Linked DNA regions of Homo sapiens: region 1 is linked to region 2. The links are chromatin loops, found by intact Hi-C in ENCODE. Cell type or tissue: natural killer cell. All regions are shown on one strand. Each heading gives the region's core, and the rest is flanking DNA. Links, peaks and the distances in the headings are about the cores only. Region 1 holds the start of TANGO2 (transport and golgi organization 2 homolog). Region 2 overlaps COMT (catechol-O-methyltransferase).

The links. Hi-C counts contacts between places; a loop is a spot of excess contacts. Peaks named below come from ENCODE experiments on the same cell type or tissue, not always from the same donor. Only the 100,000 strongest peaks of a DNase experiment are listed, where the experiment ranks them.
Region 1: a loop joins it to region 2, with 7 times the contacts of the local background. A loop is called at or near these places in 101 of 110 quality-filtered maps.

What each region holds. Positions count from the first base shown.
Region 1 is chr22:20,014,815-20,029,752 of GRCh38, reverse strand. It overlaps TANGO2 (transport and golgi organization 2 homolog), which reads right to left and starts at 8,643. Exons shown (of 9, transcript NM_152906.7): 1 at 8,507-8,643. It overlaps ARVCF (ARVCF delta catenin family member), which reads left to right and starts at 12,930. Exons shown (of 20, transcript NM_001670.3): 1 at 12,930-13,164. RefSeq lists enhancers at 6,383-6,522, 7,841-7,890 and silencers at 8,491-8,880, 12,639-13,038. In natural killer cell, for the core only: no CTCF peak of the experiment used is centred there; a DNase peak (open chromatin) is centred at 8,742; H3K4me3 peaks cover 1,687 bases; H3K27ac peaks cover 986 bases.
Region 2 is chr22:19,966,190-19,981,127 of GRCh38, reverse strand. It overlaps COMT (catechol-O-methyltransferase), which reads right to left. Exons shown (of 6, transcript NM_000754.4): 6 at 11,153-12,592. The coding sequence ends at 12,392. It overlaps ARVCF (ARVCF delta catenin family member), which reads left to right. Exons shown (of 20, transcript NM_001670.3): 6 at 886-1,385; 7 at 2,048-2,231; 8 at 3,053-3,170; 9 at 3,542-3,713; 10 at 4,405-4,422; 11 at 5,371-5,442; 12 at 6,889-7,016; 13 at 7,335-7,485; 14 at 7,811-8,009; 15 at 8,092-8,203; 16 at 8,301-8,391; 17 at 8,717-8,770; 18 at 9,157-9,242; 19 at 9,793-9,912; 1 more. The coding sequence ends at 9,900. Among named protein-coding and RNA genes, the nearest start is that of MIR4761, 9.9 kb to the right of the region's middle. In natural killer cell, for the core only: a CTCF peak has its summit at 10,453 (motif pointing left); DNase peaks (open chromatin) are centred at 9,607 and 10,467; H3K4me3 peaks cover 23 bases; H3K27ac peaks cover 810 bases.

The DNA of each region.
Region 1 (14,938 bases), core at 7,363-9,862, 51 kb before region 2:
GGTGTGGTCTTTGCCAACCCTGCCAGGGAGGTAAGAGGGGGACAGTCACTGTGAGCTCACCATGTGACTGCAAATGCCACCAGCCTCAGCAGGGACAGAGCACAGGCCTCTTCCAGGGAGGAAGTTCCCCCCACACTCCTGGAGTCCCTCAACACCCCCAAGCCTGGCCAGAGGATCTATGAGATATGAATGGAAAGAGAGAGCCCTCTTCACACCGCAGCCAAGGGCTTCCCGTCCTCTAAGAATACCAGTGCGGGTGGAATTCTTCCCAGAATCCCAGCATACGTTCCCCTAGCCTAACAACCTGGTAATTCTGCAAAACAGGAAGAAAGCCTGGACTTGGCATGGGTTATTCTTAGAGCATGGCGCTGTCTGTGAAGGACGGAAGCTTTCCAGGCACTCTGGGCCCATCTGCTGATGCTTTCGAGAACTCTCCCAGCGTGCACCGTCCTCTCTGCCCACCTTCTGCTTCTGAGAGCCACCCCGCTCTAGAATCCCCTCTCCAGCCTAGGGCTCCTCCCCTGGCTTCTCAGAGAAACCAACAGGGCCTTCTGTCCTAAGGCCAAATGGAAACGGGCTAAACTCCCTCTCTAAGAAGAATGAGACTCCAGTTGAGGCAAGCCCCAAACCTCACTCCATGCGGTGTCTAAAAAAGGCACGACAAGAAAACCATTCAGACAGAACGCCTGGGCAAAGATGGGCCAGAGCCACAGGCAGAGAGCAGCAGCAGCAGTGACCCCAGCCAGGGCTGCGTGGGGACAAGGTCTGGCACCCTGATGGATGCGCACATGGCCTGCTGCCTGGCAGTGAGGATCTGCTTCCCTGGCTCTCAGTGCCCACCACAGGCAGGTAGGTGGGGTGGAGGGTGGGCAGTAACCTTGCAGAGGCCCATGGGGAAAAGAAGCAAGGGGGACGAGGGCCATGCTGACAGGGCCTCAAATGGAGGACCCAGTGGGGAACAGGCAGACCTCAGTGCTGCAGGGCAAATCCAGGCCACCCTCCTGCATGTCCCAGAACCCACTACTGCCAGCCTCCCCTTCTGAGGAGGCCAACAGGCATCAGGCATCTGACCGTGCCAGTCGCCCACCCCACACCAACCAGCACCACCTCCACTAGCTTTTGTATAATACCAAGAAACGCTGGTCCCTCCCATACGCTGCCTGTTCATTCACCCTCTATTCAGCCTCTCTGTGCCCCAGCCTAAGGCTGAGTCTCCTGTAGCCACGACTGGCAGCTCTGGAGGCTGGTGGGACCCATAGTTGTTAATACCATCGCTCAGGTCACCCAGGAGCACATTCTGGAGGGAAACATTTCCAGTGACATTTAACGGGCCAAAGCCCCATCCCTTCAGGGCTCATGTCTGTCATCCCAGCACTTTGGGAGGCTAAAGCAGGAGGATTGTTTGAGGCCAGGAGTTTAAGTCCAGCCTGTGAAACACAGCAAGTCCCTGTCTACAAAAAGCAAATAAAAACAATTAGCCAGGTGCAGTGGCATATGCCTGTGGTCCCAACTACTTGGGAGGCTGAGGTAGGAGGATGGCTTGAGCCTAGAAGATCAAGGCTGCAGTGAATTATGATCATGTCACTGCACTTCCGCAACACAGCAACAGAGGGAGACTCTGTCTCAATATAATACTAATAATATAATAAAATAAGGTAGGGTGCAGTGGCTCATGGCTGTAATCCCTGCACTTTGGGAGGCTGAGGCGGGCAGATCATTTGAGGTCAGGAATTCAAGACCAGCCTGGCCAACACGGTGAAACCCGGTCTCTACTAAAAATACAAAAATTAGCCAGGCATGGTAGTGCAGGCCTGTAATCCCAGCTACTCAGGAGGCTGAGGCAGGAGGATCACTTGAACCCAGGAGCCGGAGGGCGCCGTGAACCGAGATTGTGCCACTTCACTCCAGCCTGGGTGACAGCGCGAGACTCCGTTTCAAAAAAGTAAAGTAAAATAAAATAAATAATAATAAAATAAAATTAGCCGAGCATGGTGACATGCATCTGTAGTCCCAGCTACTCAGGAGGCTGAGGCAGAAGGATTGCTCGAGCCCAGGAGTTTGAGGCTGCAGTGAGCTATGATAGCACCACTGCACTCCAGCCTGGGTGACAAGGCAAGACTCTGAGTCTCAAAAAAAAAAGGAAAAAAAGCCTCAGCCAAGGGCTGCCTGTGGCGCCAGAGTGTTCTTAACCTGCTTGCACACACATGTGAGCAGACACATGTATGCTGTGGGGTTAACACGCTAGGGTCCCATTGCTCCGTTCTCCCTGATTGGCCATGAGGTCTGTCTCCACCAGAGCCATGTCCCCACTGGTTCACCACTGCCCAGCTTTCCCGCTGCTCTGCCTCTCAGCTGTGGCTGGTGTCTTCGTCCCATCAAGCGACCATCCCTAGCACATGCTCTGCACATGGGCTGATTTGGCTTGGATCTGTGTCCCCACCAAATCTCACGTTGAATTTAATTCCCAGTGTTGGAGGCAGGACCTGGTGGGAGGCGATTGGATCATGGGGGCAGAATTCTCATGAAAGTTTAACACCATCCCCCCCGGTGCTGTACAGTGATAGAGTTCTCACGAGATCTGGTTTTAAGTGTGTGGCACCTCCCCCATCTCTCTCTTCCTCCTGCTCCAGCCGTGTGAAGTGCTGGCTCCTGCTTTTCCTTCTGCCATGATTGTAAGTTTCCTGAGGCCTCCCCAGAAGCTGAGCAAATGCCAGGATCATGCTTCCTGTGCACCTTGCAGAACCGAGAGCCAATTAAACCTCTTTTTTTAATAAATGACCCAGTCCCAGGTATTTCTTTACAACAGTGGGAGAGCAGCTGAGGACATTCCTAGGATAGACGCAAGAGGTGGAATTGCTCCATCCATGGGTGACGCTTTCAGATAAACAGACTTGGCCAAGTCCCCGCTAACGTCTAGCACCAGAACCTGTTGCCACTCACCTGCCTCCAGGGTGTATGCAGTGTGGGAAATGTTCCCGCCAGGGTTTTATGGGCATCCCCCACTGGCTGGGCAACTTGTGACCTCCTGTATGTTCTTGCCAACAATTCACCAACATGGGTACTGACTGCTAGGCCTTTGTCTCACTGACCCGTAGTGCAGCTGGTGTGATGTGGGCAACCATGTGCCTGTCCCAGGCCTGCAACTGTTTTCTCCCTAGCCATCCCCTGCCTTTCAGCTCTGCCTGTGATGCTGTCTAGTAGAAATAGCCTTATATTACATGGGATTTTCCCATCATTACTGTACAGCAGTCATGTCCCGTCCTGCTAAAGGCCCTCCCTGTCCCAAAATGAGAACTCCTTTTTCTTATCTACCTTGTATGGTTGCACAGTGGTGAAGCTCTTTTTTTTTTTTTTTGAGACGAAGTCTCGCTATGTCGCCCAGGCTGGAGTTCAACGGCGCGATCTCAGCTCACTACAACCTCCACCTGCTGGGTTCAAGCAATTCTCCTGCCTCAGCCTCCCAAGTAACTGTCATTACAGGTGCGTGCCACCATGCCTGGCTAATTTTTGTATTTTTAGTAAAGACAGGTTTTCACCATGTTGGTCAGGCTGGTCTTGAACTCCTGACCTCATGATCCCCCCGCCTCAGCCTCCCAAAATGCTGGGATTATAGGCGTGAGCCACCCCGCCCAGCCTTGGTGAAGCTCTTGGATCTGCCCACTGTCTGCCTGTGCGACTGCTGTGAGGTGGGGACCACCCATGCTTCCCAAACGCACAGCCAATTGTCCTTAGGTGGCCGCTGGCCATCCAGTCTGGCCCACCTCAGCCACATCCTGGACTTCTAGTCACATGGGCCCCTTGAGGCCTTAAATGTGTCACCAGGCCTCTGATGCTGCAGTAGTCACCCTAGCTTCAATGCATTCTCAGGTGTCTGGAGGGCACCCTCCAGACTGTCCCCCTTGGCTATTCAAAGAACCTTCCAAACCCTGCCTAGATCACGCCATGCCCCAACTCCTGCTCACCATGCCAGGCACTCTGCAGGTGCCCAAGTCCACAAAGTGACACAGTAAGAAAGTCCATAACCTGGAAAAGAAGCCAGCCTGTGCCTTTCCATGGTGATGAGGCAGCAGGGAGGTCTCAGCCAGAAGATAGCACTCTGCTTGGTCTTTCATGCAGAGGCCAGAGATAAGCAACATCTGCCCATGGGGACAGGAGGCAGGGCAGGGCCACCTGGTCTAGGCAGCCACTGGGGGACACGAGGGAGATATCTGGGTGCTGGTGGTGGTGTGATATGGACGGTAGCTGTGTGGCTGGGTTCACTTTGTACAATCTGTCACGCCAGACACTGAAAGCGTGCACACCCAGTAAGCATGCTTCCCGGCGGGGAACAGTAATGTCTACCCTCAAAAGAAAGTGCACTGGCCAGGCACAGTGGCTCACACCTGTAATCCCAACACTTTGGGAGGCCGAGGTGGGTGGATCACCTGAGGTCAGGAGTTCAAGACCAGCCTGGCTAAAATGGTGAAACCCCGTCTCTACTAAAAACACAAAAATTAGCAGGGCGTGGTGATGCACGCCTGTAATCCCAGCTACTCAGGAGGCTGAGGCAGGAGAATCGCATTGAACCTGAGAGGCAGAGGTTGCAGTGGCACGATCTCAGGTCACTGCAACCTCTGCCTCCGGTATTCAAGCGATTCTCCTGCCTCAGCCTTTTGAGGTGACAAAGCAAGACTCTGTCTCAAAACGCAAAAAAAAAGAAAATGTACAGATCCTGCCCTCCTTCCCTGCCAGGGCTGGGACATTTCTATGGGCAGGGAAGAGAGGGAAGGAAGGGCAAGAACCCAAGAGTCACTTGTTCACAGAAAGCAAGAGAAGACCCAATCAGCCCTGGTGCAAGACAGCTCTGCATAGGACGGGGTGTAGCTGGGCTGTCGCAGCAACACCACACCTGGAGACCCTGGGGGCCAGAGGGGATGGGACACACGCTTTTGGCGGAACCACTTCCCTTTGGCAAGCGAAAAGGCAAGCATAGCACATGGGCAGAGGGGATGTGTGCTAAGCAGAAAGCAGTGGTGACAGAGGAATGGCAAGCTATTAGTACCACAGGGTCAAGGGGACCTAGACACTTGGGAGGGTAGCCATCAAGTCGGGCTCCTATTGGGGCTGCACATGGTGAGTCCCTGAACAGAGGGTGACTAAGCCCTACAGTCTGCTGCCCCCATTTAATGGCCTCAATGGCCACAAGGGCTGGTGCTGCAGGGCTGAGCAGCCGGGCGCCCAATCCCCATCCCTTGTAATCCCCACTCCATCAGCGGTGGCAGCCCCCAGGGGCAGAGCTTGAAAGCACGAGTTGCTCTTTTCAAAGGCAGACACAGACATGTGACGCGGGCTCCCGGTGGCTGTCAGCAGAGGAGGTAAACACACGTGGGAACACAGTGTCGCTGTTCACGGGGCCTGGGCGAAGAAAGTCCTGACGTCAGGAAACCCTCTGAGTCTCCAGTCCACTGCAATGCCCTGCTCCCTCCTATCTCCGCAGCAAGAGCTCACCAGTTTACACTCTCTGGCTATTAAATGGCATTTTTTATTTTTATTTTTAGATGGAGTTTTGCTCTTGTCGCCCAGGCTGGAGTGCAATGGTCCTGTTGGGTGGGCTGGGGGCAGCTGGAGAGGGTGACCTCTCTCACTGCAACGTTCGCCTCCTGGGTTCAAGCAATTCTCCTGCCTCAGCCTTTCGAGTAGTTGGGATTACAGGCACCTGCCACCATGCCCAGCAAATTTTTGTATTTTGTTTTTAGTAGGGACGGGGTTTCACTATGTTGGCCAGGCTGATCTCGAACTCCTGACCTCAGGTGATCCACCTGTCTCGGCCTCCCAAAGTGCTGGGATTATAGGTGTGAGCCACCGTGCCGGGCCTAAATGGCATTTTATTATGACACATTTTCTTTTTTTTTTTTTGAGATGGAGTTTCGCTCTGTTGCCCAGGCTGGAGTGCAGTGGCACGATCCCGGCTCACTGCAAGCTCTGCCTCCTGGGTTCACGCCATTCTCCTGCCTCAGCCTCCCGAGTAGCTGGGACTACAGGTGCCTGCCACCACCACGTCCGGCTAATTTTTTTGTATTTTTAGTAGAGACGGGGTTTCACCGTGTTAGCCAGGATGGTCTCGATCTCCTGGCCTCGTGATCCACCCGCCTCGGCCTCCCAAACTGCTGGGATTACAGGCGTGAGCCACCGTGCTTGGCCTATCATGACACATTTTCTACAGTGGTACTCTCTCCTCAGATCTTCACAATGCTTCCGGGGCATTTCTTCAGCCTCACACCAGAGGATCACTGTCTCTTCCCAGTTCCAAGGAATAGCACAAACAAGAGGCATCGTGAGCAGACAGCAAGCTCTGGACACAGGGTGGCCCCATCCTCAGGCCCTCCTGGGAGGAACACTCAGCTTCCTCACAAGCCAGGGACAGGCCAGCCTCGCAGCGGCCCCTGCGGCCTGAGTGGTTAGTAAAAACAAAAAAAAAGGGGGGCACTCCTACCATGCCCGCAAAGAGGATGAAGGCAAGCACTTCAAGTTTCAAGTTAGCATGGCACTGAAGATCTCAATGGATGTACCCCCAAATGTCAGCAAGTGCACCAGGGGAGCAGCCGCTGGGAGAAGGAGGCCAGCCTTTTTTATCTTTAAGCATGCATAAACTATTTTTGCAGTCTAAAAGGGAAGTTGAGAGAAAAAGGGGAAAAAGCTGTGATAACCTCAAAAAGCAGCTCAGTCTTTCTGGGGTGACCTTGTTTTCACGGAGCCCATCCTCATGGTAGGGATAGGCTTGTTTTCAAGACAGCCCAAGCCCTATGGTAGGGGCCAACAAAGGCCAGGCTCTGCCATGCTGCTGCCATGTGCTGACTGACACGTCACCAAAGGATGGGCCCTGCTTCTCATGCATCTGGAGTGTCAATGACAAGCATGGCCCTACTTCGAGAAGTCTTCCCAGCCTCCCTATCCCGGGCCATTTCTCTCCAGACCCCTTCTGGGGTCCCTGAGAAGCCCCTCATATCCCTGTGGGTGTTTTCAGAAGCAGCACCCTTGGGTGGGCACCGGGGTGCCCTCCAAGTTCGCCGTCTGGCGCAGAAGCCGGGCACAGGATCAAGTTCCCAGGACACTGCACGTGATTCCACACACTGCAAAACGTAATCAGAATGACAGCCCACAAGTGAAGACCAAGGAAGCACAAGAGGCTGGGCAGCCCAGGAAGAGCTGACAGCTGGTCACCTTAGCTCAGGGAAGGGCTATGGCCACCACACATCACAGCAGGCAGGGGCTTGGTCTGAGGGGCCTGCAGTCTGAGGACATGCAAGTAACACAAAGCTGTGTAGGGGTCAAAGGGGGTGGGGGCACCAGGGCACCCTACCCTGGACCACCAGAGCACTAGGATCCTGTGGGAACAGAGGCTCTGCTGTGTCCATCTAACAACATGGTCACCCTCTCCAGCTGCTCCCAGCCCACCCAACACAGACGCAGGACACAGACACAGGGACACTCCTAAGAGAGTGGCCCAGGAGTAGTAGAGGCACTGGGAGCAGGCCCTGGCTCTGAATGACCTTGGGAACACGATCTGCCACCTTAGCCTGAGTTTTCCTTGTATGAGCAGGACTGGATCAATGAATGCTTGCCCCAAAAGGCTGCCCAGAGGCAAATGAGCTAGCGTGAGAAAGCCTTCCAAAGAGCTACTCAGCTACCCCCTTATAGCTGCCGTCACATCTGCCTCATGGAAGAGGGCACTGTGCCCAGAGTGGCAGCAAAACAGTGGTCAGCAGGTCTAGAGCCACACGACAGTGCAAACAGGCCTGGCCAGGGCAGGGCATGTGACATTCCTGAAGAGGAAGGGGGCCTGAGGCCCAGGGACTTGTCCAAGGGCAGACGGTTCACTCTAAAGCTTGTGGTCCAGCAGGAAGCCAAGGGAGCACAGGAGAGGTGCTAGGGGCAGGGAAGGTGGGGGTCTCAGCAAACAGCCCTCTGTGCCCACTTCCTAGAGGAAAACGGGCAAAGCCCAGGCTGCTACAAAGCCCAGCGGTGGGGCAAGGACTGCCCTGAGTGCAGCCCTGCCAGCCCCTACCTCTGACGCTCTGGAGTTGGGGGTGGGGGATCTAACTACCCAAACCTCCCCAGGAAGGCCGCATCCAGGCGCAGGGATGACCCAGCACTTACTATCTACTCACACCCACATTAGCTGTCACCCTGCTGGCCCGCAGCAGGCCGCGGGTAGGGGGCAGAGTGACCGGGCGCCAGAGCTGTCCCTGATGCTGGCCAAGGCCGAGCAGCCCACACACCCTGCAGGGACCACGCAGCTCCCAACCCTGCCGATCTCAGCCTCCCCGCAGCGAGTCTGGTCCCACCTGCCAGAGTCCCTCGCATCCCGTGCCAGCGGGGATTATCAAAAACACCTTCCAGTAACGCGCGGGGCATTTTCGTCGGCCGGGATCGACGTGGTTGCCCCTGACCCAGCCGCCTGATTCTATACCATACCTCAGAAAGGGGAAACTGAGGCAGGGTGAGGAAGTGCGGCCAGCCCACCCACCTTCAAGCAGCCTGGCCCGGTCCGCGCACCCAGAGCCCAGAGCCCGGAGCCCCCGAGCCCAGGCCGGCCGGGCCACTAGCGGAGTCGGCCAGCCCCGGAGCCGCGCACTCACCGCCTCCGCCACCGCCGCCGACTTCCGGGTGCCGCGCCCGCGCGCCACCGCAGCCAGCCCAGTACCGCCCAGCCCGAAGCCGGCGCGTTCACCATTGGGCCGCGCAGCGAGGGGCGGGGCGGCGCGCCGCATGCCGGCGTCCCGTTGGCTGGGCGCGCTGTCGCTCGGAGGCTGCCACCTCCTGGCGCCCCGCCCCCGGGGCTGCGCCAAAGCTTCGGGCTGCGCGGGCGTCTGAGCGCTTCCTGATCCAGCGGCCTTCGGGGACTCCGCGGCTCCCTGCCTGCAGGGACGCCATGGGAGGTCGCAGCCGCCCCTGAGTCCATGCCCTCATGGACACCATCTGTCACCTGCTCACCCTGCGGCCTCTCTCGGAAGAGGTACAGGAATGCTCACTTCCGGACTGGCCCCCTCAGACTGCGTCCTGGTCTCCCCATCCTGTTCACTCAACCCCACCTCTGGACCTGGCCATCTTCCTCTTGGTCATCCCTTCCTTCACTTTATGGCCTCCAGGTCGGCTCTTTCCTCCCTGATGTCCCTGCCATTCCCAGTATGTACCCCCAGACCCTGGACTAGGCATTTGAGCACTATACCCTGCACACCCACCACCTCCCCCACTTCCACCCCCCAGTGTAGCCTTTGAGCTCACATCCAGGTCCAGGCCCCAGCGACGAGGGGCTGGCCCAGCTTGACTTGTGCAGGGTGAGCAGGTGGGCACTGACTGGGGCCCTCCCAACAGGACAGAGGCATTAGCTGGGACCGCTGCTCCTGTAGCCTCTGGGCTGTGCCTGGGCCTATGTGGCAGAAAGGTGGAGAGTCAAAGCCCAGAGGCTCAGGCCCTGCCTCAAAGTGAGCATTCAAAAAACTATGACATGGATGACAAAGACATTAGGGATAATGATAATGTGTAAAGCACTCTAAACCCAATGTCTGGGTCAGCAGTTCTTTCATCCCACTTTATAGATGTAAACACTGAGACTTGGAGCAGTTATGTCATTCAGTTGAAGTTGAAAAAGGTGGCAAGCAAGAGAGGCCACATTAGCTTCAACCTGTGTTGAAGACCTAGGTGCCCTGATGCCCTGCAGAAAACTGGGGCTCAGGGATGGGAAGAGCCTGGCTGGTAATCAGCAACGGCAAGAGTCTAACCTGGACCTACATGCGGGCCCGTTGTGCTCCACACTTTTGCTATCTTATCTGTGTTTCCCCTGGAACCCAACAGAACCTTTTACAAGGACTCCAGATGCCCAGGGACTCATGGCCAGCGGGCCGCAGACCCAGCCAGACATGGTTGTCTCTCCCACCATCCAGCAGTGGGATCATGTGGGGCTGGTACCAGTGATTTCCCTCTGAGCAGCCAAACCTATGCAATCTATAGGGCCAAGAGGTGGTGGTGGTGGACAAGTGGGATCTGGGGCTTGGGGGTGATGGACTGTGCCCTGGGGTTCATGGCAGCACCTGGAGAATGGGCTTCCCCAAAGCACCAGGCCATGCACCTCAAAGCTGGACATGAGTTGACCAAGGTTTCCCTTTGCCCACAAAGAGGGATGCAGTAACATGTCAGATGGTGGTTTGCATCCTGTTCTGTCATACCTTGTGGCCTTGGGCCATCCCCACCCCCAGCCATACTTTTCCCAGCTAGACAGAGCCAGAGCAGACACTCTGATCTTCTTTGTCACCACTGACACTCCAGTCTGGATGACATGCGATGCCAGGAAGCAGGTGACGGCAGATGAAATGGGTCTAGGATGGGCACCTAAGCCCTGGGATCTTGGGGCTGCAACAGGCTCACTGGCATCCAACCTCTAATTGCACACAAACTCAGATAGGAAGCTCACTACCTTCTGTGGCCACTCTTTTGATTTCAACAGCTGCCACTCTTGAAAAGTTCTTGACACCCAGCTGAAAGCATTTTCTCTCTGTGGCTTTCTCCGGGGGCCTCACAGCTGTCCGCATGGAGCTAGGTGAGAGGATGAGAGAGGGAGAACACTGGGCTACTGGTCCCTGTGGTCTCCCTTGCTGTGTTTTTCTTATCTTTTTCTTTTTTCCTTTTTTTTGAGATGGAGTCTCGCTCTGTCTCCTAGGCTGCCGTGCGGTGGTGCAATTTCAGCTCACTGCAACCTCCGCCTCCCAGGTTCAAGCGATCTCCTGCCTCAGCCTCCCAAGTAGCTGGGACTATGGGCGTCTACCACCATGCCCCGCTACTTTTTTTTGTATTCTTTTAGTAGAGATGGGGTTTTGCTATGTTGGCCAGGCTGGTCTCGAACTCCTGACCTCTGGTGATTTGCCTGCCTTGGCCTCCCAAAGTGCTGGGATTACAGGCATGAGCCACTGCGCCCAGCCTCCCTTGTTGTGTTTCTGACCCCTGGCTGCAGCCTAATGGGCCGACTGCTGGACAGCGGTCCTGAGTCCTGTTTGAATTGGTGCTGCCCCGACATCCTCTGACCTCAGCTAATGATCCTGCCTGCCGAGGGCAGACAGGTCTCTGCAACCCTATGGGTGGTAGGGGTGGTGATGAGAGGAGAGGTAGTCTCACTTGCACAGATTTTGGTGTATGGTTCTGTCTTTTGCACTCTTTCAACAGAGGTCTGTCCAGTCCCTCTTGCAAGTGTGGGGAGGGGGTGGTGCAGGACTATGAGGTAACTGTGAGAAGAGGGGCTCCAGCAGAACCAGGGTCCAATGGCCTTGAAGAGATGGCTGGGGACAGCTGGACTCATTACGTCTACTCCTAAATGGAGGAAACGACCCCTCAGCTACACAGCACCTGAGCCAGAATGTCACCATGGTGCTGCTCCACAGGATGACAGCTACCTGGTTTGTGAGGGCCCCTATTCTAGGGACAGCTACTTCATTCTGCCCTCCCAGAGCAGCAAGCAACAACCCTATGCCAGGAGGCCAATTGGCACGTCAAGTGCCAGCTCCAATCGATTGATAGTAGCTGCCTGGCTCTGAAAGGCAGCTGGGATCGATTCACCATGCTGCCAGCACACAGATGGACCCAGCGGTGGTCCCAGCAGTGAGTTCTTGCCTTGGGCCATTTCATTTTCTTTGTCCTGGCCAAGGAATGATTGGATGAACACACTGGACTCCCAATATGGGTGGATAAGACAAGAGTGTCTGGTCACACCCCTCCACCACTCATAAGCATGGTTGTGGGCAGTTTGGTTCCCCAGGCGGCCTTGGAGAATGCAATGAGCCGAGGAACTGGTCATCTCCAGGTGCATCCAGGGCAGGAAAGGATGACAGCATGCGTGAGCCAGGGTCACTGGCTAAGAAGTCATCTCAGGACCTCCCCCTAGAAAAGCCCACTGGGCAGCATCCCTGCTGGTTCCCCCCTACACCACAAGGTTACGCAGAGCTGGCGGAGGGTCATGGTCCCACTCATGTCAGGTGCTCTTAATCTGGCAAGGAAATGTAACCTACGTGAATCTCAACAGGCAGTGAAGCACCGTTTCTTCCTGACTCCAGGTAGGGTGAAGAAAATGGGACAGTAGTACGGGGTGCGGGCATAAACGCACAACTCTGCCTCCCCAGACGCAGAGCTGTGGGGCTGTGAGAATGCCAGGAGGAGGTAAGAAAGGGCGGCCCCATGGGGGGCCTGCAGGGTGGGACAAGCCCAAGAGGTCTCTACATCCAGGCCTGGTGGGGGAGGTGAGCCCCTGGTTTACCGAGGGGGTCCCTTCCTGCCCTCGGAAATACTGCAGCTCCTACCTCCATCGTCTCCCCGCTGCGGGGACCCAGGGGCGTGAGGATGAGAGAGCCCCCAGGCCCCAGGGTCAGACGACTGTGTTCAAGCAAGTGAGAACCTCTCTGAGGCTGTTTCCCAACTGTAAAATGGGGATAGCAGCAGAACTCTCTCTCGCGGCTTGCGTGAAGAATACAATTCGATGTCGACAGGAGGGAGCGGCGCGCAGCGCGCAGCGAGTAGCAGGCGCTGAAGAAGGATACCTGTGAACTGGGAGTGGTGGCGGAGGCTACGCGGCCAGAGTCCGGGGAAGGGGCGCCGGCTCTGCCAGTCCCTGCTCGGGGCTGGATGGTCGGGGGATGTTCTCGTAAGTCGGCTGGGAGGGAGCGGTCCCGCGTACCCTGCCACCGCCGCCGCAGAGGTTCGGGCAGGTGCGGGGCCGCGGCCCCTCCGCGAGGGGGCCGGTCATCCGCCGGGACTGACATCCCGGAGGCCCAATGGCAAGCCGTCATCTCCGCGCATCCGCCCAATCGGCGCCGGTTGCCGTGCCGCGCCGGGTCTCTCGACCAATGGGAAAATTTGCTGTCAGATGGGGCGGGGCGGAGATTCGCGTCGCCGGCCCGGTCCGCTTTGCGCACGGGCCGCGTGAGGGCGGGAGGGCTGGCCCGGGGTCTCGGGTTGCGCGCTGGGCCTGGAGGGAGGGGGCGGCCCCCGCACCGGTCCGAGTTGCGGCCGCGTGGACTGCGACCCGCGCCGCGCCGCACCGCGCCGCGCCCTGGGAACGCCGCTCCCCGCGCGCCAACGGACCCGGGGAAGCCCTTCTGGGGTCCGAGGCCGCGCTGCGGGGCCGCCCACGCTGCGCTCCAGGTAAGCCTGAGCCAGTGGGCGGGGTGTGGGACCCGGGGCTGGGGCCTCGGGTCGGAGCCGGGACTGGGGGCGGGGCTGCAGATATGGGACGCATTCCGGGCAGCGGTCCGGACAGGGTCCTATCCCTGGAGTCGAGATCCGGGCGAGGGTCTGGGCCGGACGTCGGAGCCAATCTCCGCCCCACCCGCGTCTTGTCCGCGCGCTCTGCGGCGTCCGAGACCCCGGGCCGGCGGGGGCGGGTCTCTTTGTGCGTGGCCTTGGGGCCCTACCCTACCCGTCCGGGCGTCTTGCACTGAGCACTCCAGCCGAGCGCGGCCCGACCCCGCAGCCGTGCCCGCCCCGCGCGACGCTTGGCGCCTAGCTGCCAGGGCCCTGCAGCCGCCGAAACTTTCCAACAGCCCGAGGGGCGGCAGGCCGGGAACTTTCCTGGGGCAGCGCGCCGCCGGGAAGCTCAGGGGCACCGACGGCCCGGAGGTGTCCTCGCGCCGCGCTGCTCCTGCCGCCTCGGGGGTGAGAGAGGGCGCGCCACCCGGACCCCCGGCCTGGGTCCCCCTCCCCACGCCGCCCTGCGCCCCCTCGGTGCCGGTGCGGAGACATGTCATCTCCACTCTGAGGGAGACTGCTCGGTTTGCTGGGGAGTCGCCCTGGGCAGGTGGCCTGAGAGCTCCAGCCTATTTTAATTTTTAAATAATTAAATATTGGCTGCTTACAATATTTCACCGTTTCTTAGCTATGTGTAATGTAACATACTTAAAATGGAACTAAAGGACTTCAGCTCCCTTTCCCTACATCCAGGCATATTTAGAAATAAGGAAAAGAAAGGTGCCCCGTGGGTATTTTTTAGAGTAGGCTCTTAATGCTGCTGTCTAATAACCTCAGGTGAGTACCCAGGCTGCTGTGGGGGAAACCTCCCCTATGGTATGGGCCAGGGGGGTGCAGTGGGAGCCTCCACCTCTCCCGACCTTAGCTTCTCTGGGGTAGCTGCCTTTACTTCTTCCTACTTCTTAACTACTGCCTTATCTGCCTTTACTCTGGGATCTGGGCGGTGTTTAGAGGTCTGGTCCAAACAAGGCAGGTGTTACCTATCTTGTACTCACTCTATTGGAGCTGGGATGGTGCTGAATGCAGGGGGGCAGTCAGCGCTCTCTTGCCCGGTGTGCCATGCCAGTGGCCGGTCAGCTCCTAAGCAGGTGATCCAGGCCTTAGATCAGGCGACAGTGTGAGCCGCAGCGTGTCTGGGAAGGCATTTCCCCCAGTCTTGCCCCATCCTATCCGCAATGTCTGCTCCCAGCTGTCCCCTGTCCCCACCCTACCCCCATTCTGGGGTCCACCAGCGCCCAGCAGAGGACTGGGCACAGAACATTCGCTAAGGGACTCAAGTCCCAGCTGAGAGGGTAGTTGAGCACAGCCAAGCCAGCCCCTGCCCAGCTCTTGGCTGAGCTGCCCTGTCAGGCTTTTCAGCATAAACACAAGGACCTTCTGACCAAGGTTCCTCCTGGGAGAACAAGTTCTGACCCTCAATCCTGCTAAATTTGAGTCTCCCCACCCACCACATCTGGGCTGCTTGGCTCCCATGTTTGCTCTGGCACTCCCTCCAGAGGTGGCCCTGTAGTCTCCCCCCAGTCCCGGGGCCCTCTGCATCTCTGTGGCTCTGTGAGGGTAGGGTAGCACCCCTCCTTCTGTTTGTGCTACACAGGGATTCAGGGTGAGTTCCCTGTGCTCCTTCACCCCAGGAGTCTGGCCTGGGGGAGCATGAGGCTGTCCTGAGTAAGGA
Region 2 (14,938 bases), core at 9,468-11,967:
AGTGGCGCAGTTGAGTTAGTCATGCATGTTAGTTTGAATTGGCCTTGGCTCTCGTCAGGGACAGAAGAAAGGTGGACCCTGGGGTGGTAGGAGTTCGGCTGGGCACTGTCCTGCAGGCCCAGGGCCCAGGAAAGCTGGGAAGAGTGCCGGCCACTGGCCTTGCTCCAGCCACACTCTGGGTAACCAGAACCCAGAGCCCTGGCCCTTGTCACAGCCCCTGGTTCTGTCCCCATTGCCCTCAGTTTCTGCATCTCTGGAGTGGGGATGTGACCACAGCCCGGGTCAGGATTTTGTTGTGTGACCCTGGCCAAGTCACCTGACCGTCACTCCTAGCCTCAGGGCAGGCGGTTTGATGACAGCAACCCACAGGGCTACTGAGAGCTAAGGAGATCTTGTGCCCCAAGGGGCTGGTGGCCTGAATACTCCTCAGGTGGTCCTACTGGGATGGCTTCATGCGGAGAGGGCCATTTACTCCCCCTACATCCTGGCACAGCCAGAGATGGGCCTCATGGAAGATGGGGTGGTTTTGTGGAAGGGAGGTGAGACGGTCTCTCCAGCAGCCATAGCAGATGTCTCACAGAAACTTGTTTTGCTCGGGATTGGGAAACTGCCCGGTGACAGCAGTGAGTGAGTTTGCTGTCCTGGGAGGGTTGCCTGGGTCCTGGTAGCCGCTGGCTGGGGTTTGGCATTTGGCTCTGAATTGGTTCTCACTGGGCTGGTGCATGACTCTCTGTGTCCCCACCATGCTCCGGGCCAAGATACAGGTGCTCTCAGCCCAGCGCTGCTGGGTGAGTTTGCAGTCCTGAAGAAGGTGTGATGGGGCAGCTCAGAGGCAGGGCTGGCGGCTGCTGTGACGATGTCCACGCGCCCCACTTGCCTGTGCAGGGCCTACGAGGACACAGCAGATGATGGCGGCGAGCTGGCGGACGAGCGGCCTGCGTTCCCAATGGTGACGGCGCCCCTGGCCCAGCCTGAACGGGGCAGCATGGGCAGCCTGGACCGGCTGGTGCGGCGCTCGCCCTCAGTGGATAGCGCCCGCAAGGAGCCGCGCTGGCGGGACCCTGAGCTGCCTGAGGTGCTGGCCATGCTGCGGCACCCCGTGGACCCCGTGAAGGCCAATGCGGCCGCCTACCTGCAGCATCTGTGCTTTGAGAACGAGGGTGTCAAGCGGCGTGTACGGCAGTTGCGGGGGCTGCCGCTGCTTGTGGCACTGCTGGACCACCCGCGGGCTGAGGTGCGGCGCCGGGCCTGTGGGGCACTGCGCAACCTCTCCTATGGCCGCGACACTGACAACAAGGCCGCCATCCGGGACTGCGGTGGTGTGCCTGCCCTGGTGCGCCTGCTGAGGGCTGCCCGGGACAACGAGGTCCGTGAGCTTGTCACTGGTGAGTGGGACCTGGCCATGCTCACATCCCCTGGGAAGAGAAGAGTGTGAGGCTCAACCCGGGAGGAACGAGGCCACTCGGCCTGCGACCGCCTGGGAAAGCACCCGGTAGGCAGGAGTGCAGCTGCTGAGACGCTTGCCCCAGGAGCCAGGCATCAGGCCCAGACACTGTGACAGGTTCCCCAGTCTCTACCATAGCAGGGAGGCTGACGCTGCGCCCCTCGGGCATGTCCCCTCACCTCCTGCCTTCACACCTCCTGCCCCCACAGAAACTCTCCTGGGACCCACCTCCTTGGTTCCCACCCCAACCGTGCAGTGGTGGGGCTTGTGCCTTGTGAGAGCTGAGGGACAGGTAGGGTCACCGTGTCTCTGTGAGGCCCTGTGGCCTCAGGAGTGTTAGTGCCACCTGCCACATGGCAGGGAATGGGTGGGACGGGACAGCACTGCCACACCCTCCTCTGCACCTCCTCCCCTTTGGGGCTCCTTCCTAGCTGGAAACCAGTACTGGGTGTCCCCCGGAACCACTCACGGCTTTTGTTACTTCCTACTGTTCTGCATGAGCTGGGACATGAGGAGAGTGGGACAGGTCCTGAGCGTGGCCACCTGGGGAGGTAGGCAGGCGGTGCATATGGTCAGCACAGATTGGCCAATCGCACCCCACAGGCACCCTGTGGAACCTGTCATCCTATGAGCCCCTGAAGATGGTCATCATTGACCATGGCCTGCAGACGCTGACCCACGAGGTGATCGTGCCCCACTCAGGATGGGAGCGTGAGCCCAACGAGGACTCCAAGCCACGGGACGCCGAGTGGACAACTGTCTTCAAGAACACGTCGGGCTGCCTGAGGTGTGGACCAGACCTGGTGCTAAAGCCCACATGCACACCAGGCCCCGTCCTCGTGGTCCCAGATAGTGTGGAAGATGGCGGCGAGCTTAGGAGCGCCAGAGCTTAGGAGCTTCAGAGCTGTGGCACAAGTCCTGTGGATGAGAAGTGGGGCCTGATGGAGCTGTCCTCACCCCCAAGTGGTGTCCCAGTCTTCCCAGGGGCACCCTCTGGAGGGGTCTCTGTGGTACCGTAGCCCTGCCCAGCTCTCACCTACCTTCCCATCACTTGACAGCCAGAGGGGGAGCTGGGACCTTCCTGTTCATCTGCCTGGGAGGCTCATCCCAGCCACCTGTGACCTCTGCCCTTCCCCTCCTACCCCTGGGAGGCCCTGCTGACCCCACAGAGTCCTGGGTCCCCACAGTCCTGCTTGTCCATCAGGGTGTTCCCGCGCAGCCCTGCAGGCTCTTGACCTTGGGGTAAGGTGGGGCCCAGAGCTGCCATTGGGGTGGCGAGGGACCCAGAATTGCCCTTGCACAGGTTCAGGTCTCTCTGAGAGTGCACCTGTCCCTTTCCAGGTCAGCTGGGAGGCAGGGAAACCCTGTCTTTCCCTGCCCAGCTATCCCCAGCCAAGATAGTTGTCTGCCAGGGCTCCCCTCCTGAGGCCTGGGGGCAGTTAGCTTCTCCCCCTTCACTGAGCTCCAGACTGTGGGGTCCTTTCCCATTAGTGCTAGGAGGGCAGCAGCAGGGCCTATTTTGCAGATGAAGACAAGCCCACAAGGCCAGGGTGGAGCCAGGGAGTTTCTGGTAGCCAGGGGTCACCTGGCCTGCTCTTGGCCACACAGGAATGTGAGCTCCGATGGTGCTGAGGCCCGGCGGCGACTCCGGGAGTGTGAAGGGCTGGTGGACGCGCTCCTGCATGCCCTGCAGTCGGCTGTGGGCCGGAAGGACACTGACAACAAGGTGGGCAGGGACGGTCACAGCCTCATACCAAGGGCTGGAGAGACGATCATGCAGGTCCCAGGAGGCTGGAACTGTGGGAGCAGCACAGGGGAATGGGCTTGTGGGTCTGGGGTGGCGTTCTGGGTGTGGCCCGCCTCGCAGTGACCACACTGAAGTGGGCACCGTCCTGCAGGCAGAAGGTGTGCCGTGAGGGCAGAGGCTTCCTCCCATGGACCCTTCCTGGCGGTTACCGCCCTTTTGCTCCCCTCCACTGAGGACTCCCTGTTCCTTTGCTCCCGGTGCCCTCATGCACACCAGCTGTGGCCAGTCTTTCCTGAGGGCCAGCCCTGTGCCTAGGGTGCCCTGCCCCACCCACTCACCTCTCCCTGCAGTCGGTGGAGAACTGCGTGTGCATCATGCGGAACCTGTCCTACCACGTGCACAAGGAGGTGCCCGGGGCCGACAGGTACCAGGAGGCCGAGCCCGGGCCCCTGGGCAGTGCTGTAGGCTCCCAGCGCCGGAGGCGGGATGATGCCAGCTGCTTTGGAGGCAAGAAGGCCAAAGGTGGGTGGGGCGGACTGGGGTATCATCTCTACCATCTCAACTCCTGCCCCAGCGGAAGGCTCTCTGTACACCCACAGCAGCCCATCATGGAGGCTAGAGGACACCTGGTCAGCCCCCAACAGGCAGGCAGGGAAGCCAGGAGTCAAGGAGGCTGGACTGCCCTGGGTCACATGGTTGATGGGACCCAGGTCCAACCTTCCCCATCTACACTGTGGGACCCCCAGGGAGTACACAAGGGAAACCAACCAATGCCCAGACCCAGTCTTTCTACTCCGGGGAGAGTTCCACTTGCCCATGAGTTGGGAAGGAGCCATGGCTGCTGCCTGCTCACTGTTCACAGAATAGCTGTAGACTGCCACCAACCTGTGGGGCAGCCCCCCATCTGCCTGGGCAAGATGCCCTGCACACCTTCTCTACTGCACTAGCAGGGTGTAGGTTCCCAGGACCTCCCCAGCAGCTGTGGGGGACCTGTACGCCACCTGCCCCTGCCCCACTGACCCCAGGCCTCCCTCTTCTTGTACCCCTGGTGGGTGCTCAGTGCCCAGAAGTGATGGGATGAGGTTCCACATGCTGCCTGCTTGATCCAGGGTGTGCAGTGGGAACCTGAGGCTTCCGGGAGGGCATGGGGGGGTGATGAGTGCTGCCTGTTCAGGCTCCTCTCCTCTCTCCTCTGCTTCCTCCGGCCTCCCAGAGGAGTGGTTCCACCAAGGTGAGTCCCTTTTTATCCTGCTCTCCAGGCCTGGCGTGTGCAGTGGGTACCTGGGAAGAGGCGAGCACGTTCCAGCCCCAGGGCCCTGCCCCACCCCTGGCTTCATCACTCGGGCTGCCATCTTTATGACAGTGGCAGGTGGGAAGGCCACGGGGCTCATTCTGTAACCTCAGACTTGCCTACCTGGGCAGAGTTGGGCAGAGCCAAGAGTGGGCAGGGCCCGGGGGTACTTATCTCTAGGGGCACCAAGGAGCAGTCTGTTTCTCTGATAGAATGGGGCATCATGTGGCTCGGAGGGATACAAGGGTCCCATGAGGGTGAGCAGGGCAGGGACCCCAGGTCATCTGGCTCCACTCTGCTGCCTTCTGAAGGGGTAGAAGCATCATCTGACATGGGGAGAGTGGTTGACAGTGGGCTCACTGTCACAGACGTGTGCAAGCCAGGGCTACACAAATGTTAGGTGGGCTGCTGTGGGGTTTCTCCTGGCTAGTAGATCCTGGGACAATGTCCTGACCCCAGCTGGGGGAGTTTCCCCCTAGTTCTGCCTTACTGTGTGACCCAAGTGAGTCTTGTCCTGGTCAGCCTTCAGTTTCTTGGCTTGTATCCACCTACCATCCAGCCAGGGCTCCTGGCTTCCCTCAGTCTACATACCTGGCAGTTGCAAGGGAGCCACCGGGAGGGTCTGTGGTACAGCTCCCAGCACCTGGTGGGAGATGAGTCCTAGGGGCAGGGCTGGGACATCCCCAGGCCCCACTGCCACCAACTCCTACCCCTAGGCTAAACTGTCTGCCCAAACTCTGACAACGGTGCTCCACTCCCACAGGTGCCCAGGCCTGGACATGGGGGTGCCTTTTGGGGCCTGGGTAGGAGAGAACTGTGCCCAACTCTCCTGATACACCCATTCCCCATATGGGGTCTGCCTCACCTCCCACCACCTTTCCCTTCCAGGAAAGAAGGATGGTGAGATGGACCGGAACTTTGACACGCTAGACCTGCCCAAGCGAACTGAGGCCGCCAAAGGTGAGTGGGCTGAGATGAAGCCAGCTCCACTGGGGGATGTCTGGGCTCAGGATTGCCCTGGTAGTGAAGCTTTGAGCCATCAAGCAGGCCTGGAGGGCCTCAGGGAACAGATGGGGAAACAGGCCCCTAGGTGCAGGATTTCCTGGAGGGTGATTCAGCACCAGGACACCTGCTGAGGGTTTAGAATGGGAGGAAGTGCCATGGGTCATGTCAGGCAAGGTTGGGGGAGACAGGCACAGAGAGGCCGAGGGCTTGCTCGGCCTCACGGTGCGTAAGAGGTGGGAAGGTTTGGAGGGACGCCTCCAGTGGAGGCAGGGCCTCCTGTGTTAGCCACAAAGCTGAGTTATCTGAGGGGGCTGGGAGCCAGGCGGGCATGCTCACATCCAGGTTCAGAGGCTGGGCCAGACGAACACCTGCAGGGACAGGGCAGTGCCTATTGGGCTGTATGCTGGGATCTGGCTTGAGAGAGAGGTCTGTCCTGGTGGGGCCTAGCCAGTTGGAAGAGCCTGCATGTCACCAGGGTGGAGGGCTCCAGCCGCAGGAGGGCTGTGGGGGAGTATTACAGGCAGAGCAGGGCTGATGCAGATACCCCAGCGGGGAGTGTGCTTGGAGTGTGTTGGAGCAGAAAGCCCAGCAGGGCAGGAGTAGAGGGAGCATGGGGCATGAGGACTGGCGAGGGTGTGATGAAATGTCACTGGGTGGGTACAGGGGAGATCGAGGTAGTACCCAAGCCAGGCTGAAGCCCCAGTTTGGAGACAGGCAAGCTTGGAAGGCTGTTTTGACCCCTCATTTCTGGAGCACTGGGCAGAGCAGCAGGACGGCGCCTCAGTTGCCCGGGAACTTGGAGTGGTTGCCAGGAAGAGTGCCTCCTGTTGCTAGGGCAGCTGCCCTGGTTGCACTGCATCAGTTGACTTACAGAGGGTGGGCTCTATTGTCAGTGGGGGAGGGTGGGCCCTGTTGCTAGGGGGCGTAGCTCTCTGCACAGCTTCAGTTACTGGTGAAAGCAGGTCCTCTTGCTAGGGGTGTGGCCTTGGTTATACAACTCTCAGTTACTGGCCAATGCTGGTCTTGTTGCCAGGGAGGGTGGGCCCTATTACCAGGGGCGTGGCCAGGATGCATAGCTTCAGGGACCTACCGGGAAATGCGGGTCTTGTTGCTAGGAGAGCGTTCCTGGTTGACACCTCCCTCCCCACCCCAGGCCTCCTGGATGCTCCTGCTGCCAGGCAGGTCCAACTGATTTGAGCCTCAGTTTGTTCCTCTGTGAAATGGGAACGCTTTTCCCCTTGGGTGACTATATGTTGATAGTAAATATTACGTGACTCATCCACACCCATCCCTGGCCCCAGCTCACCCACGCCCTGGGAGCTCTGAAGCGGGAAGCGGGAGGGGTATGATGGATGAGAGCAGATTCTGGGTGACCGTGGGTGGCGGTTGCCCTGCACCTAGGCTTTGAGCTGCTGTACCAGCCCGAGGTGGTACGTCTCTACCTCTCCCTCCTCACGGAGAGCCGGAACTTCAACACCCTGGAGGCTGCCGCCGGCGCTCTGCAGAACCTCAGTGCCGGCAACTGGATGGTGAGGGACCAGGTCGGGCAGGGTGGGCAAGTCCTGAGAGAGGGAATCCCAGGCACCTCACTGGTGCAGCTCCTGCCTCGGCTGGCGGGGAAAGGAGGGGCCACACCACCACCCCAGGATCCAAGAGGTGTATGGGCTGCGGGCAATGCGTGCACCCTGGACGGTGGGAAAACCTCGGTGGAGGTGCCGTTGAGCTTTTGGGGTAGGGCTTTGTCGGGCACGGGAGCAGGAAGGTCCAGCTGGAGAGAGCGGTCAGCGTCTGGAGGTGGGAGAGTGCCTGGCATGTATGTCTGAGCAACCCTCTCCCCGCCTCCGCAGTGGGCCACGTACATCCGCGCCACAGTGCGCAAAGAGCGCGGGCTGCCGGTGCTTGTGGAACTGCTGCAGTCTGAGACCGACAAGGTGGTGCGCGCCGTCGCCATCGCTCTGCGCAACCTCTCGCTGGACCGGCGCAACAAAGACCTCATCGGTGAGGACGCCTGCAAAGCCCACGCCTGGGCACCGAACTGTGCCTGCAGCTTTGGGGTCCCATCGGAGGGGCTTGGAGGATGAGTGGTTTGGGAGTCCAGGCCCCGGCCCTCTCGCTTGGGCGCTGTCCCAACTGGAGGTAGCTCCAGTCCCCCCGGCCCTGTCTCTGAAGCTCAGCGCCCTGCTCACAGGGGCTCCTGTGACCGCCTGCACACAGGCGGTCTCCAGGGGCTCTCCTGGCAGTGCCCCTCGCCCTCGCGGGATCCCTGCTCCTTCCTGGAGAGGTGGGGCAGAGGTGTGTTCTGACACCTAGTCCTGCCCCTCAGGGAGCTACGCCATGGCTGAGCTTGTGCGGAATGTGCGCAATGCACAGGCTCCGCCGCGACCGGGGGCCTGCCTGGAGGAAGACACCGTGGTGGCGGTGCTCAACACCATCCACGAAATCGTGTCCGACAGCCTGGATAACGCGCGCTCGCTCCTGCAGGCACGCGGGGTGCCAGCGTTGGTGGCTCTCGTGGCCTCCAGGTGTGGAGGGGCGGGGTCGGTGGCTTGGGGAGCCGCGGAGGTGGGGGAGGGGCCACCACTGACCCCGCCCCCGGCCCCACAGCCAATCGGTACGCGAAGCGAAGGCGGCGTCACACGTGCTGCAGACAGTGTGGAGCTACAAGGAGCTGCGTGGTACCTTGCAGAAAGATGGTTGGACCAAGGCGCGCTTCCAGGTGCGGCTTCCCTGGCCTTCCTTCCATTCCCTGCTCACTTTGCCTTATTCCCACTCCATGTGCTTCACCCACCCTGTGTCTGTGTTTTATGTCTCAGTCAGCTGCTGCTACTGCCAAGGGGCCTAAGGGAGCACTGAGTCCTGGGGGCTTCGATGACAGCACGCTGCCACTGGTGGACAAGAGCCTTGGTGAGTGGTGGAGCTTAGGGAGCCTAGAGGGTGGCGACCCCAGCTGCCCCAGTTGCCTGACCCTTGGGTGAAGGTGAAGGAGGAGTCAGGCCTCCCACTGAGACGGCTTCCATAGGCCACTTTCCCTGCCCTCTGCCTCTTGGCTACTCCCTTCCCACAGCATCCGCGCTGTTGTCAAGCTGGGGTGAGGCTGCCAGCTGGCAGAGGTTGGGCACCTTAGTGACAGAGAGCCTCTAGGGCTACCTGGGCCAGCCCTGTGTGGGCTTCTCTGCCCCGATCCCCCCTGGCTGCCACATGCAGCCCGTCTCCTCCTCCTGCCTTGCAGAGGGCGAGAAAACTGGCAGCCGGGATGTGATCCCCATGGATGCGCTGGGCCCAGGTGAGTGCAGATGCAGTGTGGTTGGTTTTCTGTGCCGGGAGGGGACCAAGGCCTGAAGTGGGCCTGCTGGTTTTATGGGGTGTAGATGGTGCTGGGTGGAGGAGAGATATTTGGTTTAGGGGTGCTTAGAGGGTGAGGTACAGGGCAGCTAGAGAGGGATTAGTGCTCAGCCAGGGGCTCTGACCCACAAGTGGAGGGGAGTCTGGAGAGTTGGCAGGGTGTTGGTGAGAGCTGGCACCAGCCTGGATCTCCAGGACAGGGTGGGTGGGGGCTGTCTCCCAAAGCCCCTGTCCCACGAGTCCCCTGTGTCTGGGCTGAGAGGGAGATCTGCTCCTACAGGGCCTCCCTCAGAGCGCCCCTCATGCCCCACCTTACCCCATCTACAGACGGATACTCCACGGTGGACCGGAGGGAGCGGAGGCCACGGGGCGCCAGCTCTGCAGGAGAGGCCTCTGAGAAGGAACCCTTGAAAGTAAGTGGTCATGTGGCTGTGGGCAGGTCCCCGGTGAGGCCCCGTGTCTAGGGGTTGCTGGAGAGCAGCCTAGGCCATGCTGGGTCTGGTCTGGGCCCTGGGGTACAGCTGGGTTGTGGGGCCAAGCCCAGGAAGCAGCCCCTTCACGCCAGTCAGTCTGTGGGTACTGACAAGTTTGCAGCTCCCACCCACTGGGGACAACACTGCCCGGCCACACCCTGCATGGGCCAGAGCCTGTGAGCTAGTGTGTGTGCACCCTTCTGTGCATGTGCGTGTGAGAGCCCACCAGGGTCCACCAGCGATGGCAGGACCTGCTGCCTGCTGTGTGCCAATCCCCTGGCTTCCTGTGCAGGCCTGTGTGTGTGCACGTGCCCGCCCTGGGCCCGTGTGAGCCACACGTTTCCGGCTCCCTGCGCCCTTGGTGCTACCTGTGCTGTCCTGGCAGGCCAACCCTTACATCGCCAGCCTCGGCCCTGCCCCTGCCCTGTCCCCCCAGGAGCTCTAACTAACCTGCTCTATTGTGCCTCTAATGCCCACCCGTGCGCTGCAGCTCGACCCCAGCAGGAAGGCCCCTCCCCCCGGGCCCAGCAGGCCCGCGGTCAGGCTGGTGGACGCCGTAGGGGACGCTAAGCCTCAGCCCGTTGATTCCTGGGTCTAGCTTGCATGCCTGGTACGTTCTCTCATCTGGTTGTTCGTCCACCTGTTCCTGCCCTCTGGGCCAGGGCTTCTTGTTAGTCTCCGCTGCCTGCACGCTCTGCTCTTCCCGCACGTTCCCCGCAGGACTTTGGCCTCCAGTCCAGCAGCCCAGTGGCCCATTCCCGGAAAGACCAGGCAGAGGTCAGAGAGGGAGGGTGCTCCCTGGGCCCACAGCCCTGTCCCAGGCACTGTGGGATCAGGGGCCTGAGGAAATGGGACCAGAGTAGGGATGGGCACCATACCCTCCAACGCCCTTCGGGGACCAGCAAGTCAGGATCAGCCCTGGTGCCAAGACCCTTGGGGTCAGCCCACACCACCCAGGGCAGATGCTTCTATCCACATCTCCATCCATGTAGCCTGTGGAGTTGGCTGCCCTGCCCTGAGGTTACACGTGGTCCTGTGCCACTCAGTGGCTGCAGCGTCCACCATCCCCTTTCCCTCTGCAGGGCCCAGGCCCAGCCTCTTGTTCTTAGGGCTTGGATCGTGGAAGAAGGGCCACCCTGAGCAGATCGTGCCGTGGAGCTTGGAGCCCCCTGGCGGCAGGGGTTGGCAGCGCCTCGCCCCAGCCAAGCCTGACTTTGGGGACACCCTCCTGCCCCCCCACCCCACTCCCCCCATCCTACCTAACTCCCTAGGCCTGAGTTAGCTGTTTACTGACATGGTGCTGTGTGTGAGCGAGTGACAGAAGGCCCGAGGAGGCCGACTGGGCTGCTGGGGCAGGGCCCAGGGAGGTGGCAGGGAAGGGTGCCTGGCTGGGCTTTGGGGCTGGTGGGATAGGAGGGTGCCCCTGGGAACACAGTGCCCCAGTGGTGCGGGCCAGGTCTGGCGCCAGGGGCAGGCAGCTAGGCAGGGAGGGGGCTGGGAAAGAACTTGGACTTCTAAAGGCGGAGGGTCTCCCTGGGCACCCTGCAGGCAGGCAGACCACGGTGTGGGGGGTGCCCCACAAGGCCCAGCCCTGGGCAAGGAAGCTTTGGAAGCAGCAAGGTGGGGGTCAGGCTACAGGTGCCCCACCTCCCCAGAGCCCTGCAGTCACGTGAGGCCCCTGTGCAGTAGAGAGCCTTTCTCCAGCCCATGCTGGCTGGGGCCGGGGCTGCCGCATCTGCCTGGAGCCTGGGCAGCACCTCCGGGACTGACCTTCGGCAGTGGCTGGGGGACTGCTTTCAGTGCCTGCTGTTCGTGACTCAGAAACAGAAGAAAAACACTGAGAAAAAGCATTAAAAATAAGCCAAAATAAGACTATTGGTAAACACCTAAATTTTTGTAAGAAAATTTAAAAATTAAAGCAGCAAAGGAACTTTTTGCTTTCTGCCACTCAGGTCTGGCACAAGTGGCTGGCTTCTCCCTTGTGTCGGGCCTCTGCGCGTCTGGGGCAGGGCCCTGGGTGGAGGTGGTCCCAGGTGCCCATCTGCTGTGTCCTGCAGAGGCTCTGTTTCTGGTCCCTGGGTGGCCCCAAACTTGTCCACTTGGGCTCACTGGTCTGTCTATCCATAGGAGTGGGCTGGCTGGGGGCTAGCCAGGCCTTGAGCCCAGGAGTAGAATCTTGGCTAGGGGCTGGTCTCGGTGCAGGTGAACTCAGCTAGCACAGGGTTGATTCCTGTCCTGGGCCTGGGAACTGGGCCCTTGGAGCCTCTGAGGTGGCTAGCAGTCTGACCCCTTGGAGGAGATGGGGACAGCTCTAGGTGTAGGTGGGCAGAAACCAGCACTGCATCCTCACTCATGGGCCAGGGAGGCAACTACAGGGATGCGGGAGCTGGTCTGAGCCATTGCCTCTTCTGTAAGCAAGGCCCAGTGGGGAGTAGGGAAGGAGATGCTTCCACTCTGTGCCACATGGGGCCCAGAGGGGCTGGTGCTGCTGCGGGGTCCACCTGTCCCCAGCGCCTGCTTGGTCAGAAAGGTGTGAATGCTGGCTGACTCCTCTTCGTTTCCCAGGCCGGCAGTCGTCCCCATGGGGCTAACAGGTGCCCCTGGCCTAGCTGCAGGAGGGCTGACCTCTGCACCACTGTGGCTGGGAGGCCAGTGGGCCAGGCGTGCCACCCAGAACCCAGCCAGCTAGGGGCCCCGCCCTTAGCGTTAGCGTCCGTCAAGGGGAGCTTTGAATGTTTGGTGCCCAAGTCAAGGGCAGCAGGGGAATGGCAGTTGAGAAGGATGTACTAAGTCGAGTTATATCTAAATATTTAGATTCTTAATTTCTATTTTATATTTTTAAAACATGATATTAGTATATAAGATAATATAGCTAGCCAGTGTTAGTAAAGAAGTCATGATTGAGTCTTAAAAAAGAACAATCCAGTGTTGCAGTTCAGAGAGGTTAGCATGTCAGGGCGCAGGCCTCGGCCGAGGTGTGCTTTGCATTTAGGACACAGCCCGGAGCCGCAGAAGGTCAGCAGGAGCACGTCTGGCACCTTCAGTACCAGGCTGGGTGAGAGAGCCCGAGAGGGGGGCCGGGGGGGCAGTCAGGGCCCTGCTTCGCTGCCTGGGCCCTTGTAGATGGCCTTCTCCAGGCCGTCCACCACCTCCCTGTATTCCAGGAACGATTGGTAGTGTGTGCACTCAAAGCAGCTGCTCCCGCGCACGTGTGCTAGGAAGTCTGGCGCACCTGGGCAGATCACGTTGTCAGCCAGTAGCACTGTCCCCTTCCGCAGCAGGCCACATTCCTGCAAACAGACCGGGGGGTGGGGGAGGTGAGGGTCAGAGGTGCCCAGAGAACCTGCCCCAAACCAGGATGGGTGCTCCTCACTAGGCCACGGCACCACGCCTGTGCCTAGCCCCTGGGGCCAGGTTTCCACTTTCTGCCCAGCGTGACTCCTGCAGGAAAGGACTGTACAAGACTTGGGTGCCACCTTCAGAACATGGGCCCCGTGAGGACAGGGACCTTTCTCTCATCAACTCCTGTATCCATCTCAGGAGTATCCATCCCTTAGAACAGCATGTGGCACACAGTAGGTGCTCAATAAATGCTAGCTGGGTGAGTGGAAACAATGGGGCCCTCAACACCCAGTGCCAGGAACTCAGGCCTATGAGGGAGAGGCACCCAAGGAGAGGGGTTGCTGGTATGGTCCCTGGAGACAATATTGGCCTGACCAGGGTGACCCTGCAGGGCTGAGGTGGGGCAGACCTCCCATCAACAAGCCTGCCCCTTGGGGTCAGTTCTGGACATCCCCAAGCTCCTGCATTTGCAGACCCCCCATCTTCACCAGTGCCTGGGCCCTGGGAGGACACAGAGTTCCTCTGCCTGGGTTCTGTGCAGAAGGAAGGAGTTGTTACTGGACACGCAGCCATAGGGCATGGCCCGTGGGGTCCACTATCGGGAGAAACCTCATAGGATGCTTGCCTATCTATGCTATCAGAAAAGGGTTTGCTTACATCACATAAACAAGAAACCTTGAGAGGAAGTGTTTGCCTATGGGGAGGAAGGACCTACCAGGGCAAGGGACACCCCAGTCACCTTGTCTTGGAAATTTGACTTAGTCACCAAACAAAAGTTAACAAGCAATCTCAAACATCTAAAGTATAATAAAATCAATTTGCAGGCAGGTGCCTTGAAACACTGGTATCCGACCCCACATGCCTCTGGGATGGGCCTGGAGAGTCCCACAGGGCTTGCAGCTGTCCTGGTGGTGGGTGGCGGTCGTTTCCAGCCTGTATGCTGCAGAGAAAGCAGGGGGCTTTCATGTGACAGTATGGACACCACACGGCTGCAAGGTCAGTGAGGTCAGGGGACAGCCCCAAGGTCCGGAGTTGAGCAGGAAGTACCACCATGAATCATGATGTGTTTTCATTTAGAAAAAAAAAAAAATGTCCTAGCAATGTCAGCTGAAAAGACGTAGAACAAAGCGCCACCCGGGAGGAGGACAATGGCCTAGGCCTTGAGCAGGGCGGCTGCCTTCCAGTCTGGGCCAGGGAATGCATGAGTGAGGGGCCTGGGCTCCTGGACTTCTCGGGTTGCGCCAGGGGACTCAGGAGCCCAATCTGGTCATCAGGGATACAGAAGACGTCAGCGGACTGAAAGACACCAGACCACTGCACCTGCACGAGTTAAACAGGAAAGAAGGAGGGAAGGGCAGAAAGGAGCATGGGTCACCTTTGGAGGCTGCCAGGGGCCCACTCCTTTACGAAACTGGTCAAGAGGGGAAAGAAGGCAGCACCTGTCCTGCCTGTCGCCCGACACTGCAAGCCTCCTACCAGCTACTCAGACCACCTGGAGAACTGGCTAAACATGCATCAGCGTCTGAGCAGGACTGAAAATCTAATGCCGTGGAGAAGCGACAGTGTCAGAGGAGCAGGTGACACTATGCTGAGGTGGTTTTCATCTGGCCCACCCTCCTTAGACTCTCCTCCCTTCAAGAGTTGGAGCCTCACAGAGGTTGCAGGGAGCCAAGATCGCGCCACTGCACTCCAGCCTGGGCGACAGAGCGAGAGACTGTCTCGAGAAACAACAACAAAAAGTTGGAGCCTCAGACCAAGCACACACCTGTACTCCCAGCACTTTGGGAGGTTGAGGCAAGAGGATCGCTTGAGGCCAGGAGTTTGAGACCAGTCTGGGCAACATAGGGAGACCCCATTTCTACAAAAAATTTTTAAATTAGCCAGGTGTAGTGGTGCATGCCTTTAGTCCTAGCTACTCAGGAGGCTGAGGTGGGAGGATCACTGGAGCTCAGGAGTTTGAGGCTACAGTGAGCTATGATGTCATCACTGCACTCCAGCCTGGGCACAGAGCAAGACTCTGTCTTTTTCTTTTTTTTTTTTTTTTTTTAAGGGGGAACTCATTCCTCTTCCTTTGGGCATGGGCTGGACTTGGTGACTACAGCAGCCCGGTGGAGAGGCCTCCTCAAAGCAGCCCTTGATTTTGAATTGCAACCTGCTCCTGAGCCCCTCACCCCTCGTGCCTCCGATGCTCACAGAACCCACTGAGGGGATGGCTAGACCCTCACAAGAGCCAGGTTGTCCCCTAACCCTCCACAAGGGGGCACAGGGCCCCAGCCCTGAGTGTGCAGATGTGC